Linked DNA regions of Homo sapiens: region 2 is linked to region 1. Evidence: chromatin contacts called from ENCODE Hi-C or POLR2A ChIA-PET data. All regions are on one chromosome and are shown on one strand. Each heading gives the region's core, a stretch centred on a gene start or an enhancer-like site at or near the end of the contact. The rest is flanking DNA. Distances are from core to core; before and after follow the strand shown.

What was found. Hi-C counts contacts between places; a loop is a spot of excess contacts on that map. ChIA-PET counts read pairs that join two places held with the same protein, here RNA polymerase II (POLR2A). Pooled maps may share reads with other maps.
Region 2: a map of PC-3 shows a loop between it and region 1 (7-fold over the local background). The contact joins two enhancer-like sites. A Hi-C loop is called at or near these places in 4 of 168 maps with a recorded cell type or tissue (PC-3, naive thymus-derived CD4-positive, alpha-beta T cell, natural killer cell and 1 more), 6 of 37 single-sample maps with no recorded cell type and 28 of 50 pooled maps. POLR2A ChIA-PET finds 5 or more read pairs at or near these places in 5 of 52 experiments (AG04450, H1, K562 and 2 more).

Annotation. Positions count from the first base shown.
Region 1 is chr7:100,936,693-100,943,873 of GRCh38, forward strand. LOC105375431 (a long non-coding RNA gene) reads right to left here. Exons shown (of 3, transcript XR_007060457.1): 3 at 5,367-5,644. Among named protein-coding and RNA genes, the nearest start is that of MUC3A, 9.3 kb to the right of the region's middle. RefSeq lists an enhancer at 6,909-7,181. Within about 2 kb of position 5,744, at least 6 of the 41 ENCODE cell types and tissues checked have a DNase peak (open chromatin) inside an H3K27ac peak, as active enhancers do; they include PC-3, where a contact is called at or near this core.
Region 2 is chr7:100,977,572-100,984,759 of GRCh38, forward strand. The region is part of intron 1 of MUC12 (mucin 12, cell surface associated); the gene reads left to right. Among named protein-coding and RNA genes, the nearest start is that of MUC12, 12 kb to the left of the region's middle. Within about 2 kb of position 5,585, at least 4 of the 41 ENCODE cell types and tissues checked have a DNase peak (open chromatin) inside an H3K27ac peak, as active enhancers do; they include PC-3, where a contact is called at or near this core.

The DNA of each region.
Region 1 (7,181 bases), core at 4,494-6,993:
TAATATTTTAGAAAAAGGGGATGCAAGTGCAGGTTTGTTACAAAGGTATATGATGTGATGCTGAGTTTTGGGGTATGAATGAATATGTCACCAAGGTAGTGAGCATAGTATCCAGTAGATCATTTTTTCAGCCCTTGCCCTGCTCCTTCTCTTCTACCTCTAATAGTCCCTGTGTCTATTGTTTTTATTTTTATGTCCATGTGCACCCAATATTTAGCTCCCACTTATAAGTGAGAATAAGCGTTATTTGGTTTTTTGTTTCTGCGTTAGTTAGCTCAGACTAGTGGTTTCCAGCTGTATCCCCGTTGCTGCAATGGACATGATTTTGTTCTTTTTTATGGCTGTGTAGTAATCCATGGTGTATGTATACTGTATTTTTCACCATAGATGGGCATCTAGGTTGATTCCATGTCTTTTCTATTGTGAATACTGTTGTGCCATGGGTGCAGGTGTCCTTTTGGTAGAACAATTTATTTTTTGGGGGGATAGTTACCCAGTAGTGGGGTTGCTGGGTTGGTTGGTACTTCGACTCATAGTTCTTTGAGAAATATCCGAACTGCTCTTCGTAATGGCTGAACAATTTACATTCTGACCAACAGTGAATGAGTGTTCCCTTTTCTCCACAGCCTTGCTGCCATCTGTTTTTTTTTTTTTAAATATATGAGGAAAGTCTTGCTCTGCCACCCAGGCTGGAGTGGAGTGGCATGATCATGGCTCACTGCAGTCTCAGACTCCTGGGCTCAAGCAATCCTCCTGCCTCAGCTTCCTTAGTAGCTGTGACTATAGGCACACACTACACCAACACACACAGATAATTTAAAATTTTTTTTTTTTTGGTAGAGATGAGGTCTCACTATGTTGCCCAGGCCGGTCTCCAACTTCTGACCTCAAGGGATCCTCTAGCCTCTGCCTCCCAAAGTGCTGAGATTTCAGGCATGAGCCACTATACCTGGTCTTTTTTTTTGACTTTTTTTTTTTTTTTTTTTTTTGAGGTGGAGTCGCACTCTGTCGCCCAGGCTGGAGTGCAGTGGGGCCATCTCAGCTCACTGCAACCTCTGCTTCCCGGGTTCAAGTGATTCTCCTGACTCAGCCTTCCGGGTAGCCAGGATTACAGGTGTGTGCCACCATGCCCGACTAATTTTTTTGTGTTTTTAGTAGAGACGGGGGCCAGGCTGGTCTCAAACTCCTGACCTCGAGTGATCTGCCAGCGTCAGCCTCCCAAAGTGCTGGGATTATGGGTGTCAGCCACCATGCCCGACCTTTCTTGACTTTTTAACAAAAGCCCTGATAAATGTAGTTATACCCTGACTTTGCCTCACTATAGGCCCCTGTGCCCACAAACTTCCTATGGTCACTTTCCTAATATCTAAGTGTAAAATTGAGATTAATATCCTCACCACCCTGCAGAATTCCCACACTGACTTCCTAACCTATAGAATAAGAAATGTTAGGATGAGACCAGTGGATGGCTCTTGTCAAAATAGTAAACCAAAAGCAATTCTGCACTGCTGCATTTAATCACAGTGATTTTTTTTTTTTAAAACAGTGTCTCACTATGTTGCCCAGGCTGGTCTTGAACTCCTGGGCTCAAGTGATCCTCCCGTCTCCCAAAGTGTTAGGATTACAAGTGTGAGCCACTGTGCCCAGCTGAAAGATTCGTCTTGACATAACAAAGAATCGCCCTCCAAAACCTATTAATGATTGGCCGGGTATGGTGGCTCACACCTGTAATCCCAGCACTTTTGGAGGCCGAGGTGGGCAGATCACCAGGTCAGGAGATCGAGACCATCCTGGACAACATGGTGAAACCCCATCTCTACTAAAAATACCAAAATTAGCTGGGTGTGGTGGCATGTACCTGTAATCCCAGCTACTTGGGAGGCTGAGGAAGGAGAATCACTTGAATCTGGGAGGCAGAGGTTGCAGTGAGGTGAGATTGTGCCACTGCACTGCAGGCTGGTGACAGAGCGAGACTCCGTTTCAAAATAAACAAATAAACATATAAAAAAAACCTATTAATGACCTTAGCTTTATAGATGTACTTAGTGCCATGGTCTGAATGTTTGTGGCTCCCCGAAATCCATATATGTTGCCATCTTAACCCCCAAGGTGATGATATCAGGAGGTGGGGCCTTTAGGAGGTGTTTTAGTCTGTTCTCACATTGTTATAAAGAAATAACTGACACTTCGGGAGTCCGAGGTGGGTGAATCACTTGAGGCCAGAAGTTCGAGACCAGCCTGGCAAACATGGTGAAACCCCTCTCTACTAAAAAATGCAAAAATTAGCTGGCAGTGGTGACACACACCTGTAATCCCAGCTACTCGGGAGGCTGAGGCAGGAGAATCACTTGAACCCGGGAGGTGGAGGTTGCAGTGAGCCAAGATCGCACCACTGCACTCCAGCCTGGATGACAGAGCAAGACTCTGTCTCAAAAAAAAAAAAAAAAAAAAAGAAGGAACTGAGACTGGGTCATATATATGTTTAATTGGCTTAGGGTTCTGCAGGCCATGCAGGAAGCATGGCTGGGGAGGCCTCAGGGAGCTTTTACTCATGGCAGAAGGCAAAGCCTGAGCAGGTGTCTTCACACAGCCAGAGCAGGAGGAAGAGAGAGAGTGGGGAGGTGCCACACACTTTTAAACAACCAGAGCTCATGAAAACTCTACCACAAGAATAGCACCAAGGGGATGGTGTTAAACCATTTATGAAGGATTCACCTCCATGATCCAATCACCTCTCACCAGGCCCCACCTCCAGCACTGGGGATTACATTTTAACATGAGATTTGGGTGGGGACACAGACCCAAACCATATCAGGAGGTGATTAGGCCATGGTGGTGGAGCCCTCATGAATGGGATTAGTGCCCTTATGAAAGAGACCCAGAGGCCAGATAAGGTCATACCCATAATCCCAGCACTTCGGGAGGCTGAGGTAGGTGGATCACTTGAGGTCAGGAGTTCGAGACCAGCCTGGCCAACATGGTGAAATACATCTCTACTAAAAGTACAAAAACTAGCAGGGCATGGTGGCACATGACTGTAGTCCCAGCTACTTGGGAGGCTGAGGCAGGAGAATCATTGATCCTGGGAGGAAGAGGTCGCAGTGAGCCCCAAGCCTGCCTGGGTGACACAGTGAGACTCTGTCTCAGGAAAAAAAAAAAAAAAAAAAAAAAAAGGAGACCTAGAAAGACCCTTGCCCTTCTACCATGTGAAGACACAGAAAGAAGGAACTGTCTATAAGCCAGAAAGCAGGATCTCACTAGACACAAAATCTGCCTTGATCTTGGACTTCCCAGCCTCTAGAACTATGAGAATAAATGTCTGTTGTTTATAAACTACCCAGTTTACAGTATTTTGTTGCAGCAGCCTGAACAGACTAAGATACTTTGCTGATTTTTTTTTTCTTTTTTGTAGCTGTCCTTTAATAGGTTGAGGAAGTTCCTTCTATTTACTAGTTTTCGGAGAGCTTTTATCAGTAATGGACGTCAGATTTTGTCAAATGCTTTTCCTGCATCTATGGAAATGATCATGTGGTTTCTCATCTTTAGACTGTTGACATAAGAAATTACATTGATTCATTTTCAAATGTTTAACCAGCTTTGTATCCCTGGGATTAACCCCACTTGGTCATGATGCATTATTTTTATGTATTGCTATGTTTTATTTCATAATATTTCCTTGAGGATTTTTGTGTCTATATTCATTAGGGCTATCGGTCTAGTTTTCTTGTAATGTATTTGTCTTGGTTTGGTATCAGAATAATGCTGGGCTCATAAACAAAGTTGGGAAGTGTTCCATTTTCTGAAAGAGTTTGTGTACAGTTGGTATGATTTCTTCCTTAAGTGTTTGCTGGAATTCAATAGTAAAGCAATTCAGTCATATTAGCAAGCTTAGATCTTTCTATAGGAAAGACCGTGGTATGATTTTTTTTATTATACTTTAAATTCTAGGATACATGTGCACAACATGAAGGTTTGTTACATAGGTATACATGTGCCATGCTGGTTTGCTGCACCCATCAACTCGTCATTTACATTAGGTATTTCTCCTAATGCCATCCCTCCCCCAGCCCGCCAGCCCCCAACAAAGTCCAGTGTGCGATGTTCCTGCCCTGTGACCAAGTGTTCTCATTGTTCAATTCCCACCTATGAGTGGGAACATGCAGTGTTTGGCTTTCTGTCCTTGCGATAGTTTGCTAAGAATGATGGTTTCCAGCTTCATCCATGTCCCTGCAAAGGACATGAACTCATCCTTTTTTATGGCTGCATAGTATTCCATGGTATATATGTGCCACATTTTCTTGTCTTTTTATTCATTTTCTTTTTTTGAGATGGAGTCTTGCTCTGTCACCCAGGCTAGAGTGCAGTGGTGCAATCTCGGCTCACTGCCAGCTCTGCCTCCCGGGCTCATGCCATTCTCCTGCCTCAGCCTCCTGAGTAGCTGGGACTACAGGCGCCTGCCATCACGTCTGGCTAATTTTTTGTATTTTTAGTAGAGATGGGGTTTCACCACGTTAGCCAGGATGTTCTTGATCTCCTGACCTTGTGATCCACCCTCTTCAGCTTCCCAAAGTGCTGGGATGACAGGCGTGAGCCACCACATACTTTTAAATAAAACGTACACCTCAATAAATTCACTAAGACCAATCATGCTATAGATATCTGGGCTTGCAATTCAAGAATAATATCATTAAAATAAAAGTTTTAAGCACACACTTTAAGATCACCAATGGTGGAAAACCAGTTTTAACAATAATATATTTATTTTTTATTTTATTTATTTATTTTTTGAGATAGAGTCTTCCTCCGTTTCCCAGGCTGAAGTGCAATGGCACAATCTCAGCTCACTGCAACCTCTGCCTCCTGGGTTCAAGCAATTCTTCTGCCTCAGCCTCCCAAGTAGCTGGGATTACAGGTGTGAGCCACTACACCTAGCTAATTTTTTTTTTGTATTTTTAGTAGAGACCGCGTTTCGCCATGTTGGCCAGGCTGGTCTTGAACTCCTGACTTCAAGTGATCCACTCACCTTGGCCTCCTAAAGTGCTGGGATTACAGGCATGAGTCACTGCACCTGGCCTAAAAATAATGTATTTATTATTATTTTATTTTTTAAAACACAGAGACGGCTGGGTGCAGTGGCTCACTCCTGTAATCCCAGCACTTTGGGAGGCTGAGGCAGTTGGGTCACCTGAGGTCAGGAGTTCAAGACCAGCCAGGCCAACATGGTTTAAAATACAAAAATTAGCAGGTCGTGGTGGCATGGGCCTGTAATCTCAGCTACTCGGGAGGCTGAGGCAGGAGAATTGATGGAACCTGGGAAGCGGAGGCTGCAGTGAGCTGAGATTACACCACTGCACTCCAGCCTGGGCGGCAGAGTGAGACTCCATCTCAAAAAAAAAAAAAAATTAAAAATAAATAAATAAATAAACTGAGAGTAGCAGTTTACGGTCTCCGCTACTCAGCAAATCCATCTTTTGGTTTCATTGTTTTGTCCCAAAGCTTCAATCAGGCTCTTGGTGACTGTTTACTGTCTGGTGTAAGGAGCAGGCCAGTGGCACCCTTGGTATTTATAGGAGGGCGATAGTTGCCTCCAGATCCACTGAATGTGGCAGGCTAGTGTTCACAGAACTTTCAGATGCACCAGACTCTAGGAAGAAGACAAGAGGAGACAGAAGAAATTAAATTAATCAGAGAAAGGCAAGATCCCATTTCCCTGATTTGATATGACTTCGCTGAACCTCCAGAAAAATCCTCAAGCTGACCTGGGCTTCCGTTTACGCAATCCTCGGAAAACAATGACCATATGAGAAATGTTTGCACAAGCTTTGAGTTGTTTTTAAAACCCCATAAATCCATAAATGTTGACATTTATTACTCTTAATGTGAGCATTCTTTCTAAGAGGATATGTTCCATATTTAAATTTATGAGGTTATTTTTCCTCCTTAGAATCAGAAACGATAGCATATTGCAAACAGAAACTGGCAGGCTCTTGCTCTCTCCCTCTCTTCCTTCTCTTCTCAAGCTTGGGTGTTTGCATTCAATCATAAAGGGTGTGATGAATTCTTCAAAACTGCATTAAAGCAGCGGCCATAAATGAAACTGCCAAAAAGAACGTGAAAAATAGTACTGGCTGCTTTCTGAAATGTCCCTGTGTGACCTTAGGTTTCTGGAGATTTTGTGCAAGTGTGAATTAAGCATTTGATTTTATCTTAGGAATAATGATGCTCGCATGAAACAGGCAAGGAAGGACAGAAAGAGAAGGAAAGAGAGAAACTGATTGAAGAAAAATAAACTTCACATGGAACAAACTTCACATGAAAACATGAGATTTTTTCTTTTTTTGGGATGGAGTCTCACTCTGTTGCCCAGGCTGGAGTGCAGTGGCACGATCTGGGCTCACTGCAGCTTCTGCCTCTAGGGTTCAAGGGATTATCCTGCCTTAGCCTACCAAGTAGCTGGGATTACAGGCGTGCACCCCCCATACCTGGCTAATTCTTGTATTTTTAGTAGAGACGGGGGTTTCGCCATATTGACCAGGCTGGTCTTGAACTCCTGACTTCAAGTGATCCACCCATCTCGGCCTCCCAAAGTGCTGGAATTACAGACGTGAGCCACCATGCTTGGCCGAAAACAGAAGTTTGAAAAAATTTATTGAAAAACATTTTGCCTATGATTCCAGTATCATAAACATACTATAGGACTCCAAAACCCAATAAAATTATACTGTGATCCTGAAAGTATCTTAAGAGGCATTTAATATACAATGTCCATGAATATCAGGTTGAACAGTGTGTTTTTAAAATATACATTTGTAAATGCTGTTTGTATATTACATATATTAACCCTTTGTCTGTCATTCAGATTGCAAACAATTCTGCCACTACTTTGTATTGTTTTGATAACTTTCCCCCACAAAATGTTACTTTTTAATGTAGTAGGATATGTGTAATTTTATTTTTACAGCTTTCAGCTTTCTTGTTTTGATTAAAATAGTCTCCTCAGCTCCCAAATTATACATATAGTCTCCTAAATTTTCCTTTGGAATTTTTAGGTGGTTTTTAAATTTTATTTATTTTTATTTTTTGAGACACAGTCTCACTCTGTCGCCCACCTGGGCTGGAGTGCAGTGGCGAGATCTCTTTGTGTGGCACACAAGGCCCCACCAGGGGTCTGATCCTGCTTG
Region 2 (7,188 bases), core at 4,335-6,834, 41 kb after region 1:
GTCAGGCTGGTCTCGAACTCCTGACCTCGTGATCCACCCACCTTGGCCTCCCGAAGTGCTGGGATTACAGGCATAAGCCACCGTGCCTGGCCAGCTTCTTCCTTTTTAAAAAAATGTTTATCTCGTTATTTAGAGGCTGGATTATGAGACTGGCTAATTTTTGTATTTTTTTTTCTTGTAGAGACGGGGTCTTGCTATGTTGCCCAGGCTGATCTCAAACTCCTGGGCTCAAGCAATCCACTGGCCTCGGCCTCTCAAAGTGCTGGGATTACAAGCGTGAGCCACCGTGCCTGGCCAGCCTTTTCTAGCTCCTGTTGACGCCTGGTGTTCCTTGGCTTGTGATAACATCACTCCGATCTCTGCCTCATCGTCTTTGGGCATCTTTCCTGTACGTCACACCTCTCTCTCTTTTCTCTGACAAGTATGCAGATTTAGGGCCCATCCTAAATCTGATCTTGAGATCCTTGACTTAATGACATCTGGAAAGCCCCTGTTTCCAAAGAAGGTCGCGTTCCCAGGTACCAGGAGTTAGGACTTCGAGGATATATTTTGGGGTGATCCTATTCAATGCGCGATACCATGCTTTAGCCTCAACTGGTGGCTCTTGCTTTTAAGAAGCAGTGACAGTGCCTGCTGGCACTAGAAAGCCAAGAAGTCCATCCACCGCCATTGGTGTGTGCAGGGGTTGGGGTGGCCCCAGCTCTATCTCTACCTCTACAACTCAGCCAGGAGCCAATGAGCTTATGTTAAAGGAATAGACCCAGGCTATCTAGCTCTTGTGTGGCAGAGCAGAATGTGCACCTAGAACTGGGGGACCCCAGCTCATCCCAGTGCCTCCCATAACATTGTAGAATATTCTAGAGTGATCAGGGTGGCAAGAACAGGCATCATTTACTCTCATTTTCGAGGGAGAAATGGAAGTTCAGAGAGGTTCGCTGGATTGCACAAGGTCACACAGCGGTGTACAGGTTGGTCTTGGAGACATAGCAAGGACCCTCCCTCCACACCCCGTGGGGGCTCCCCACACTGCCACTGCCTCTTCAGGGGAGCTGCCACTGGGGACTTCATTGACTGATTTTGTCACAAGCAGAAATATGTCCTGGAGGTGGCAGGAGGAGACAGTTTCAAAGCTTGGTGATGGTCTTCAGACTTGTCCTTGAAGAACCTTCTAATGTGTGTCCCCAAGCATGCCACGATGTGAAAGGTTTGCCTGAAAAACCAGCTGCCTTAATTAAATAATAATCTATTTTATTTTAGAGACAGCGTCTTTCTCTGTTGCCCAGGCTGGAGTGCAGTGGCACAATCATAGCTCACTGCAGCCTTGACCTCCTGGGCTCAAGTGAGCCTTCTGCCTCAGCCTCTCAAGTAGCTGGGACTACAGATGTGCACCACCATGCCCAGCTAATTTTTAAATGTTTGTACAGATGGGGGTCTCGCTATGTTTTCCAGGCTGGTCTTGAACTCCTGGCCTCAAGCAAACCTCCTGCCTCAGCCTCCCAAAGTGCTGGGATTACAGGTGTGAGCCATTGTCCCTAACCTTAATCTTTTTAAAGAAAAATCCAAATACATGTGGAATGTAGAAGCAGTAAACACTGTAAATGGGCAAGAAAGGACTCAACTTAATTCATTTAATGAGATACCATGTCATTACTCTCACAGAGAAAAAAGCTACCAAACTTTACCTGCTTAGCAGGAGAGGGAGCTGGCATCTTTAATGACCAGTGGCTGCAATGTAGGCAAATAGGCAATTTTTGTTAAGCATTTTGACTACAAAGGTCTGGGGAGTGCCAGCTTGGAAATTGTTACCAGTGAATGATTTTCCATGGGTTCTCCAAGGGGTGACATAAGGCATACCTATAATAAAATAAAATAAAACAGAATAAAATAAAGCAAAATAAAATAAAATAAAATAAAATAAAATGTATATAGGCAGGGCACGGTGGCTCATGCCTGCAATCTCAGCACTTTGGGAGACCAAGGCAGGCAGATCGCGAGGTCAAGAGATCGAGACCATCCTGGCCAACATGGTGAAACCCCATCTCTACTAAAAATACATTAGCTGAGCCTACTGGCAGGGGCCTGTAGTCCCAGCTACTCAGGAGGCTGAGGCAGGAGAATCGCTTGAACCTGGGAGACAGAGGTTGCAGTGAGCCAAGATCACGCCACTGCGCTCCAGCCTGGGTAACAGAGCAAGACTCCTTCTCAAAAAAATAAAAATAAAGTAAAATAACATGTATATATATATAACATATATACATGTACACACATACATTTATATATTCACACACATTTATTGTGTTTTAAAAATTATAAAACGAGGGGTGGTGGTGCAGGTCTGTAGCCCCAGTACTCAGGAGGGAGGGAGGATCACTTGAGCCCAGGAGTTCCAGGCGCAGTGAGCTAGGATCTCACCACTGCGCTCCAGTCTGGGGGCACATTGAGAACTCGCCTCTCTCTCTTTTTTTTTTTTCGTTGTTGTTGTTTTGTTTTTTAGATGAGTCTCGCTCTGTTGCCCAGGCTGGAGTGCAGTGGTGCCATCTCGGCTCACTGCAACCTCCACCTCCCAAGTTCAAGTGATTCCCCTGCCTCAGCCTCCCGAGTAGCTGGGTCTATAGGTGTGCCACCACACTCAGCTAAATTTTTGTATTTTTAGTAGAGATGGAGTTTCACCATGTTGGCCAGGATGGTCTTGATCTCTTGACCTCGTGATCCCGCCCGCCTTGGCCTCCCAAAGTCCTGGGATTACAGGCGTGAGCCACCATGCCCAGCCTGAAGAAATACCCCCTTAACCTTAACATTCAGATAAACATTGTTAACATTTTATTTCTATGTATTTAGATTTATTCTATGGATGGTTTATATTTTAATGGCTGATTACTATTCTGTTCTATGGAACACCACAGTCATATAACCAGTCCCCTATTTGTCTATTCTTGGACATGTGTACCTCTGTTTTTTACTATAATAAGTAACGAGGCAATAAACATTCTTGTATAAATTTTATTTTATATCTGCATCAGATTAATTTAGGATGAATAACTAGGAATGTCATCGTTAAAATGATATCAGCAGCTGGGTGTGGTGGCTCATGCCTGTAATTCCAGTGCCTTGGGAGGCTGAGGTGGGACAATCACTGGAGGTTGGGAGTTGAGACTAGCCTGGGCAAGATAGTGAGACCCCATCTCTACAAAACGTAAAAAATTAGCTGAGTATGGTGGGGCCTGTGGTCTCAGGTACTCTGGAGGCTGAGGTGGGAGGATCACTTGAGCCCAGGAGTTTGAGGCTGCAGTGAGCTAAGGTTGTGCCACTGCACTCCAGCCTGGGTTACAGAGTGAGACCCCCAACTCCTGAAAAAAAAAATGGTATGACTCTTCCAATGGTCCCTGATGCATATTTTCAAATTATCCTTTAGAACTATGATGCCAAGTCAACATCACATGAAAAGGCCCCAACCAACACTAGCTACTATAGTCATCTATCATGATGGACGTCTATCTTTGACTGACAAAGAAGAAATCATATTTTGCTGTGTTTTGGATTTCTTTGCTTCCTGGTGAAATTTATATGCTTTTTCCTTCTCTTGGGCTTGTTGGCTATTTGAGTTTCTTTGGAGAAGAAGCTCAGTTTTCCTTTGCCTAGCTTCCTTGTGGAGCACCCTGACCCTGGAGGTTGAACTGGAGAAGGACCGCCGCACTTGCTCTGTGACATCCTTTGGGGACACCGTTGCCACCAGAATCCCAGGTTGGGAGGGGTCTGAATCTCTTCACCCAGAGCATGGTTCCCTTGTCCCTCCTGCAGCGAGTGAAGAACCTGGGCTTGGTGGAGTTTGCTAGCCCAGGGGACGACGGGGATGGCAGAGCCGAGGGCTTTAGCCTGGGGCTCCCACTTAGTGAGCAGGCAAGGGCTGCAGGAGCCAGAGAGAAGGAGCGTCAGGAGGTGAGGGTGTCCTAGGAACTGAATGTGAGATTTCAGAAAGAGGAAGGGCAGCTGGATAAGATGGATGGGGATTCGGTCACTTAGAGCTCAAGCTTGGTGTGACCTGCGAGGGCAACTGTTGTGGAGATGTGAGTGGTTAAGGACAAACTGAATGGTAACAAATCGGAGAGAAAATGGTATGAATCCAGGAACAAAGGCAAAAGAGAGCAGGTATGTTCGGAATGGTCCCCCGCATTCCACAGTGTCCCTGCCTTCTTTGGGTCCCTCAGTGGCCCACCATGTCACTGCCTTGGCCTCACCAGCCTCTGTCCCTCCATTGCCCCTTCTCCTTGTGGCTTCCAGGGCACAGCTGCTGCTGCTTTTTTTTTTTTTTTTTTGAGACGGAGTCTCACTTTATTGTCCAGACTGGAGTGCAGTGGTGCGATCTCAGCTCACTGCAACCTATGCCTCCCGGGTTCAAGCGATTCTCCTGCCTCAGCCTCCGGAGTAGCTGGGACTACAGGTGCCCGCCACCATGCCCGGCCAATTTTTATATTTTTAGTAGAGATGAGGTTTCACCGTGTTGGCCAGGCTGGTCTCGAACTCCTGACCTCAGGTGATCTGCCTGCCTTGGTCTCCCAAAATGCTGGGATTACAGGCGTGAGCCACCGTGCCCAGCCTCCAGGGCACAGCTTCTAAGGCACAGTTGGGATCATGGCTTTTTACTGAACTTAGTCAAGTCCAAACCCCATTTCTAGGCTGGTTCACACCCATTTTCCTAGCTTCCCTCTGCCTTACTGTCTTCCCTCACCCCAAACAGACAGTGAGCACTTTTACTCACCTCTGGGACCCCACACATGGTGTTCTTCTGCCCTGAAAACCTTCCCTTTCTCCTCTTTATTCCTCTAGCCCTTTATTGGGGCTAAAAGTAAAAGTCATTTTTCTTTTCTTTTCTTTTTTTTTTTTTAGAAACAGGGTCTTGCTCTGTTGCCCAGGCTGGAGTGCAGCGGCCTAATCATAGCTCAGTACAGCCCTGAATTCCTGGGCTCCAGTGATCCTCCCACCTCAGCCTCCCAAGTAGCTGAGACTACAGGGACACAGCACCACGCCTGACTAATTTTTTGTTGAGATGGGGTCTCATTATATTGCCCAGACTGATCTCAAACTCCTGGGTTCAAGTAGTCCTCCCCCCTTGGCCTCCCAAAGTGCTGGGATTACAGGCATGAGCTGCCACATCTGGCCTTTTTGTTTTGTTTTCTTTGAGATAGGGTCTTTCTCTGTTACCCAAGCTGGAGTGCAGTGGTGCAATCATAGCTCACTGCAGCCTTGAGCTCCTGGGCTCAAGCAATTGTCCTGCCTCAACCTCCTGAGTACCTGGAACTGACTACAGGTGCATGTACCACACTGGGCTAATATTTAAAATTTTTTTGTAAAGACAGGATCTTGATATGTTGCCCAGGTTGGTCTTGAACTCCTGGCCTCAACTAATCTTCCCACCTTGGCCTCCCAAAATGCTGGGATTACAGGTATGAGCCACCACACCTGGTCAAAAGCCATCTTTAGAATGTGCTTGAATTCTATGTTATAATCTGAGTGACCTTGGAAATTATTTATCCTTAGAACCTTGATTCCTATGTAAAATAGAAATAGCGGCTGGGTGCTGTGGCTCACACCTGTAATCCCAGCACTTTAGGAGGCCAAGGCGGGTGGATCATGTGAGGTCAGGAGTTCAAGACCAGCCTGTCCAACATGGCAAAACCACGTCTCTAATAAAAATACAAAAAGTAGCCGGGTACAGTGGTGGGCACCTGTAATCCCAGCAACTTGGGAGGCTGAGGCAGGAGAATTGCTTGAGTCCGGGAGATGGAGGTTGCAGTGAGCCGAGATCCTGCCAGTGCACTCCAGCCTGGGCAACAGAGCGAGACTCCGTTAAAAAAAAAAAAAAAAGAAATAGCCATGTCCACCTTGCAGACTTGTTGTGATGTTGTGATGTTTATATTTGGTAACTAAGAAAAAGCAGGCTTTAGACTTCCCAGCATGCACTGACTCATTCACTGAGAAAGTCTAATTAAGCCTCTACAGGGCCAACTGAACAGGGCAGAAATGTTCTCTACCCTCACGGAGTTCACAGCCTACAAGGGCAAAGACATTCCTAGGCAGTTACAGAATCACTGAGTTCCAGTTAATGTGTCCTGTGATAGGGCGAGTACAGGAATCTGCTCTGTACCCAATAAATGCCAGCTCTCCCCACCCCTGTTCATACCTCATGAGTCGTTATGGAGATAACCATAAACGTCCTTTATATGCTTTTTCATTGTTTGACTTGTGACAATAGACACATTCTACTTTTATAACGTAAAAATTCCAGTAAAATTTATGAGTAAACCCAAGAGACTCCCATTTTTAAAAGAAGAAGGAAAAAATGACAAATCAAGTATCACCTCCTCCTGGAAGCCTCCCTTGATGACAGGCAGGAAAGTCCACCCTGCTGCATTGAGCCCTGCCCTGCCTTCATGTGGGCCTCTGCTGTCTCCTCGTTGTACTGAGGGTCTAGGAGCCCCCATGAGGGGCGGGGGGTACATCTACCTTTGATCTCAGTGTTACCAGATGGCACCATGCTCTTGGTGTCCCAAACAAAGAATTGGATATGACACATACAAATAGCAAAGCAAGCAGCAAAAGTTTGTTACGTATAGTATTACACTCTCAAAGAGGGGAGAGCGGACTGATCTCTGTGAGGTGAGATCAGCATCAGTTTGGTGTACTTTGCATCTTTTTTTTTTTTTTTTTGACAGAGTCTCGCTGTGTCACCCAGGCTAGAGTACAGTGGCATGATCTTGGATCACTGCAACCTCTGCCTCCTGGGTTCAGGCGATTCTCCTGCCCCAGCCGCCCAAGGAGCTGGGATTACAGGCGCCCACCACCATACCCGGCTAATTTTTATATTTTTAGTAGAAACAAGGTTTCACCACGTTGGCCAGGCTGGCCTCGAACTCCTGACCTCAGGTGATCCTCCTGCCTTGGCCTCCCAAAGTGCTGGGATTACAGTTGTGAGCCACCATGCCCGACCACTTTTCATCTTTTTATGTGTTTTTGTTTTTTTTTAACTTCTCTTCCCAAGGCCGTCTAATCTCTAGCCAGCATCTGCCTTTTGATTGATAGGTGTGTCATTTAGTTACTTTGGCCTTTGTGTGCTTGCGCATCGCCTCCATCTCATAATCTTAAGTCCAGGCATGATATGCAGTCCACGTAGGTGAGCTGTAATGAGCTGAT